Regions from separate parts of the Homo sapiens genome. Here region 1 is linked to region 2. The links are chromatin contacts, found by Hi-C or POLR2A ChIA-PET in ENCODE. All regions are on one chromosome and are shown on one strand. The core of a region is the stretch at or near the end of the contact, and the rest is flanking DNA. Distances in the headings are between cores, read along the strand shown. Region 1 has its middle 140 kb from the start of GLCCI1. Region 2 overlaps GLCCI1 (glucocorticoid induced 1).

The links. Hi-C counts contacts between places; a loop is a spot of excess contacts on that map. ChIA-PET counts read pairs that join two places held with the same protein, here RNA polymerase II (POLR2A). Pooled maps may share reads with other maps.
Region 1: a loop to region 2 is called in a map with no recorded cell type, with 5 times the contacts of the local background. The contact joins two enhancer-like sites. A Hi-C loop is called at or near these places in 1 of 168 maps with a recorded cell type or tissue (ascending aorta), 2 of 37 single-sample maps with no recorded cell type and 1 of 50 pooled maps. POLR2A ChIA-PET finds 5 or more read pairs at or near these places in 4 of 52 experiments (OCI-LY7, activated CD4-positive, alpha-beta T cell, endothelial cell of umbilical vein and 1 more).

The regions. Positions count from the first base shown.
Region 1 is chr7:8,104,490-8,107,189 of GRCh38, forward strand. No RefSeq gene overlaps it. Among named protein-coding and RNA genes, the nearest start is that of GLCCI1, 140 kb to the left of the region's middle. RefSeq lists an enhancer at 168-714. Within about 2 kb of position 1,367, at least 2 of the 41 ENCODE cell types and tissues checked have a DNase peak (open chromatin) inside an H3K27ac peak, as active enhancers do.
Region 2 is chr7:8,064,226-8,067,294 of GRCh38, forward strand. All of the region lies in intron 5 of GLCCI1 (glucocorticoid induced 1), which reads left to right. Among named protein-coding and RNA genes, the nearest start is that of GLCCI1, 97 kb to the left of the region's middle. Within about 2 kb of position 1,251, at least 3 of the 41 ENCODE cell types and tissues checked have a DNase peak (open chromatin) inside an H3K27ac peak, as active enhancers do.

The DNA of each region.
Region 1 (2,700 bases), core at 117-2,616, 40 kb after region 2:
AGATCCTTGGGGTGCCACAGTTCAGGGCCAGATATATCAGCAAGAAGACACCTCATACCAAAATGAATAAACAGTTCCCTGTGAAGTAGCTGGGGAAGGAAGCCCCAGAGGGCTGATAGATAACCCAGCCTGGGCTGAGGAGGCATTCCTAAAATTAGTTGCCTCCTCACTGGCTGGCAGAGGGGGGCCTGGGTGTAAGACCCTGTCTTAGTCTGTTGTCACATTTCTATAAGGAAATACCCAAGACTGGGTAATTTATAAAGAAATGAGGTTTAATTGACTCACAGTTCCTCATGGCTGGGGAGGCCTCAGGAAACTTACAATCACGGGGTAAGGCACCCCTTCTCACAAGGCAGCAGGAGAGAGAATGAGTGCCAGCAGGGGAAATGCCAGATGCTTATAAAACCCTCAGATCTTGTGAGCACTCACTATCACGAGAACAGCATGGGGGGAACTGCCCCATGATTCAATTAGCTCTTACTAGGTCCCTCCCACCACATGTGGGGATTATGGGGATTAGAACTCAAGATGAGATTTGGGTGGGGACACAGCCAAACCATATCAGACCCTATCTGGTTTTAGAGGTTTCCTGAACAGTTCCAATCAGCTCTCTACTAGGACAAATCATGAAGAAGTTGCCCCCGCTAATAATGAAGCCAGTACTTACCCAACACTGAGATGGTGTCAGCAGCTGCATCCCAACAATAGAAGAAGGGACATCCAGTGGTCTGGATATTCTACTGAAATGCTCCAAGAGTGACAGGCAATAGGAGCAGGGTGGGGGATGGGGAGGAAGACATTGATAGAGAGAGCTTGAGGGGCTCCAGAATTTGACTGAGTTTAATCATGTTGTCAAGGAGAATGCCTGCTGGTTCAATGACTGTGGCTAAATGCTTGAGAACTCTAGAGCAAGCACTGGGACATGTTGAGAACAGTGGGGCCCTCAGATCAGTTTCTTACCAATTATCTGAGGATAGGACATAGGTGTTTATTTTGTATTAAGGCCAAAGATTCTATTTTCAGAGGAGAGTACAAAGAGGTGCAACTGATCAAAGAAACTTAGAAAAACAGCTGAAGTGGAGCCATGCTCAGTCCTCACGGGGCAGTCCTTACAGAGATTCAGTACCCTGGGCTGGTTGCATGGTCCACCCACTCTAGCTGTGCACCCCTCTGCTGCGTGTCTTTTCTGTGCCCCTCTGCCCTGGTTGCTCAGAGTTTCCTATTACTCAAGACTCCTATTGCTCTATAGTAACTGTGCATTGCTTTTGCTTGTATTGGTATCTCTTGCTTTTATAATTGACAAACTGTTTCATATTATCACCAGCTAAGAATCAAATGAGAGTGAATATGATAAACTCTGAGTCTTCTCTTGGTGAAAAGTGATTCCGCAAGGCCTACCACATTGGCTTCCTGAGCTAGTCAGCTGAATGCAGGAGGTCCTGTGGCTCACAGCATGACTTCCTTGCCCAAGACTGTTTCTCCTGGCAAAATGGGAGCCAGGATTGCTTAGAAGTGGGGGACGTGGAAATGACAGTCATCTTGAATTTTGGTCTTTTTGATACATTCACTTGGAATGTTTCCAACCTCCTGTAAGAAGACAACTGCCAGTATTACAAGACCCTTGTCTACTAAAAGCAAAACTGCACACAAAGAAAACCCTACTGTAAAGCATGTTTTCTTATGTCCTTTGAACAAAGTAGACTTTATTGTTGCAAAGTTTGCAACCCATTTTAAAGACCAACAAACTTTATAAGAGACGATAGTGCTAAAGAAATAGTCCATCTATCTGATCCCACTTCCCAGGCCCTTGCAATTAGGCAGGGCCATGTGACTGGTTCTGGGTACTGGAGGGAAGAGAAGTGTGCCCTTTCTAGGATGAAGGATAAAACAGCCAATGCGTGACTCTCAGCTCAGCTTTTCCTTGTGGCTGTGATGGAGAGATTCCTGTGTTTTATGTGATCAGCTGTAGGCCAGTGATGCCTTTGTCAGCTTGAGCACCTGAGGATTTGTGGGGCAAAGCCCACTGAGCTACATTGGAAATAGAGCACAAAAGGGAAAGGAAGCAAACTTCCTCGTTTTAAATCACAGGGATGTTGTGGTGATTTTGCAAAACATAACCTGGCCTGTCCTGACTTTACACAGAAGGATGCTGGCAGATCCCCGCAGGAGGACACCGGTGTGAGTAGCACTGTCTACCTTGGAGCTGGAGGCCAATGAGACTCCCTAATCTACAACTCAGGCTGAGTCTCTCAGCTTCAGGTAACGTCTCAGAGGTTTGTCTTCCCCGTACTGCTGGCATCCCTCTGTGGAGGACCCAGAATCCAATTTCTTTTTTCTTTTTTTTAGCATCATACTTATTGAGGCATAATTTACACACAGTACAATTTCCTCTTTTTAGTGTACACCTGTATGGGTTTTGACAGATGCATACAGTCATGGAACCACCAACACAATCAGTCTACAAAGAGTTCCATTATCCCCCCGCCAAATTCTCTTGTGTCCCTTTGGAATGAACTCTTCCTCTAACCTCAGACTTGGGCAACCACTGATCTGATATCTGTCCTTATAAGGTTTTTTCCAAAATGTCATACATATGGAATCACACAATATGAAGGTTTTTTTTTTTTTTTTTTTTTTTTTTTTTTTTGAGACGGAGTCTCGCTCTGTTGCCCAGGCTGGAGTGCAGTGACGCGATCTCGG
Region 2 (3,069 bases), core at 1-2,500:
ATAGTTTCAGGTTTTATATTTAAGTCTTTGATCCATCTTGAATTTATTTTTGTATATGGTGTGAGGAAGGTATCCAGTTTCAGTCTTCTGCATATAGCTAGCGAATTATCCCAGTGCCATTTATTGAATAGGGAGTACTTTCCCCATTGCTTATTTTTCTCGACTTTGTCAAAGAACAGATGGTTACAGGTGTGCAGTATTATTTCTGGGCTCTCTCTTCTGTTCCATTGGTCTATATGTCTGCTTTTGTACCAGTACCATGTTTTGGTTACTATGTCCTTGTAATATAGTATGAAGTCAGGTCATGTGATGCCTCTAGCTGTGTTCTTCTTGCCTAGGACTACCTTGGCTGTTCAAGCTCCTTTTTGGTTCTATATGAATTTTAAAATAGATTTTTCTGATTCTGTGAGGAACATCATTGGAAGTTTGATGGGAACAGCATTGAATCTGGAAATTGCTTTGGACAGTATGGCTTTTTATTTTATTTTTATTTTTTTGGAGACAGAGTCTTGCTGCTCTGTCGCCAGGCTGAAGTGCAGTGGCATGGTCTCGGCTCACTGCAACCTCCACTTCCCAGGTTCCAATGATTCCCCTGCCACAGCCTCCCGAGCAGCTGGCACTACAAGCGTGTGCCACCATGCCCAGCGAATTTTTTGGTTTTTTTTGTATTTTAGTAGAGACGGGGTTTCACTGTGTTGGCCAGGATGGTCTCGATCTCCTGACCGCGTGATCTGCCCACCTCGGCCCCCCTAAAGTGCTGGGATTATGAGCGTGAGCCACCGCGCCTGGCCAGTGTGGCCATTTTAACAATATTTATACTTCCTATTCATGAGCATGGAATGTTTTTCTATCTGATACTGTCATTTCTAATTTCATTGAGCAGTGGTTTGTAATTCTCATTCTAGAGATCTTTCCCTTCCTTGGATAGCTGTATTCCTAAGCTATTGTGAATGTGATTGTGTTCTGTATTTGTCTCTCAGCTTCGATATTGTTAGTATATAGAAACACTACTGATTTTTGTATGTTTTGTTTCTTAAAACTTTGCTGAAGTTGTTTATCAGATCAAGGAGCTTTTGGGTAGAGACTATGGGATTTTCTAGGTATAGAATCATATTGTCTAAAACCAGGGATCATGTGCCTTTACTCTTCCTATTTGTGGCTGTCTTTTATTTCTTTCTCTTGCCTCATTGCTCCAGCCAGGACTTCCAGTACTATGTTGAACAGGAGTGGTGAGAGGGCATTCTTGTTTCATTACAGTTTTCAAGGGAATGCTTCCAGTTTTTGCCCATTCAGTATGACGTTGGCTGTGGGTTTTTCTTGGATGGCTCTTCTTATCTTGAAGTATGTTCCTTCAGTGCCTAGTTTGTTGGAGGTTTTTAACATGAAGGGATGTTGGATTTTATTGAAAGCCCTTTCTGTATCTATTAAGATAATTATGTGGTTTCCGTTTTTAGTTCTATTTGATGAATCACATTTATTGATATGCATATGTTGAACCAACATTGCATCCCAGGGATAAAGTCTGCTTAGTCATGGTGGATTCACTTTTTGATCTGCTGCTGGATTTGGTTTGCTAGTATTTTGTTGAGGATTTTTGCATCTATTTTTATCAAGGATATTCACCTGAAGTTTTTGTTGTCATCGTCATGTCTCTGCCAAGTTTTAGTATCAGGATGATGTTATCCTTATAGAATTAGTTAAGGAGAAGTCCCTCCCCCTCAATTTTTTTGAATAGTTTCAGTAGGAATGGTACTAGCTCTTCTTTATACAGCTAGTAGAATTTGGCTGTGGATCCATGTGGTTCAGGGCTCTTTCTGGTTGGTAGGCTTTTTATTACTGACTCAATTTCAGAACCATTATTGTTCCATTCAGGGATTCTCTCTTCCTGGTTCAGTCTTGGGAGTTTGTATGTTTCCAGGAATTTACCTGTTTTTTTCTGTATTTTCTAGCTTGTATGCACAGAGGTGTTCATAGTAGTCTCTGAGGGTTTTTTAATATTTCTGTGGAGTCAGTGGTACTGTCCCCTTTGTCATTTCTGATTTTGTTTATTTGGATCTTTTTTTCTTTATTAGTCTAGCTAGCAGTCTCTCTCATTCTTTCAAAGAATTAATGCAGGGATTCGTTAATCTTTTATGGTTTTTTGCATCTCAGTTTCTTTCAGGTCAGCTCTGATTTTATTTTTGTTATTTCTTGTCTTCTGCTAGCTTTGGAGTTAGTTTGCTCTTGTTTCTCTAGTCCCTCTATATGTGATGTTAGTTTGTTATCTGAGATCGGATTTTTATGTGGACCTTTAGAGCTTGTAAATTTCCCTCTTAACACTGCTTTAGCTGTGTCCCATAGAATCTAGTATGTTGTATCTTTAGTCCCATAGTTTCAAAGAATTTCTTGATTTCTGCCTTAATTTCATGGTTTACGCAAATGCCATTCAGGAGCAGGTTGTTTAATTTCCATGTAATTATATGGTTTTCAGCAATTTTCTTAGTATTGATTTCAATTTTTATTGTACTGTGGTCCAAGAGTGTGGTTGGCATGATTTCAGTTTTTTTGAATTTGTAGAGGATTGTTTTATGTCCATTCGTGTGGTTGTTTTTATATTATGTGCCATGTGGTAATGAGAAGAATGTATATTCTATTGTTTTGGGTTGAAGAGTTCTGTAGATGTCTATTCAGTTCATTTGGTCAAGTGTTGAGTTCAGGTCCTGAACATCTCCATTAATTTTCTACCTCAGTGATCTGGCTAATACTGGCAGTCGGGTGTTGAAGTCTCCCACTATTATTTTATGGACATCGAAGTCTCTTTGTAGGTCTCTGAGAACTTGTTTTATGAATCTGGGTGCCCCTGTGTTGGGTGCATATATATTTAGGATAGTTAGGTCTTCCTGTTGCATTGAATCCTTTACCATTATATACTGACCTTGTCTTTTTTGATATTTGTTGGTATAAAGTCTGTTTTGTCTGAAATTAGAATAGCAATCTTGCTTTTTTTCAGTGTTCCATTTGGTTGGTAGATTTTTCTCCATCCCTTTATTTTGACCGCATGGGTGTCTTTGCATGTGAGCCTGGTCTCTT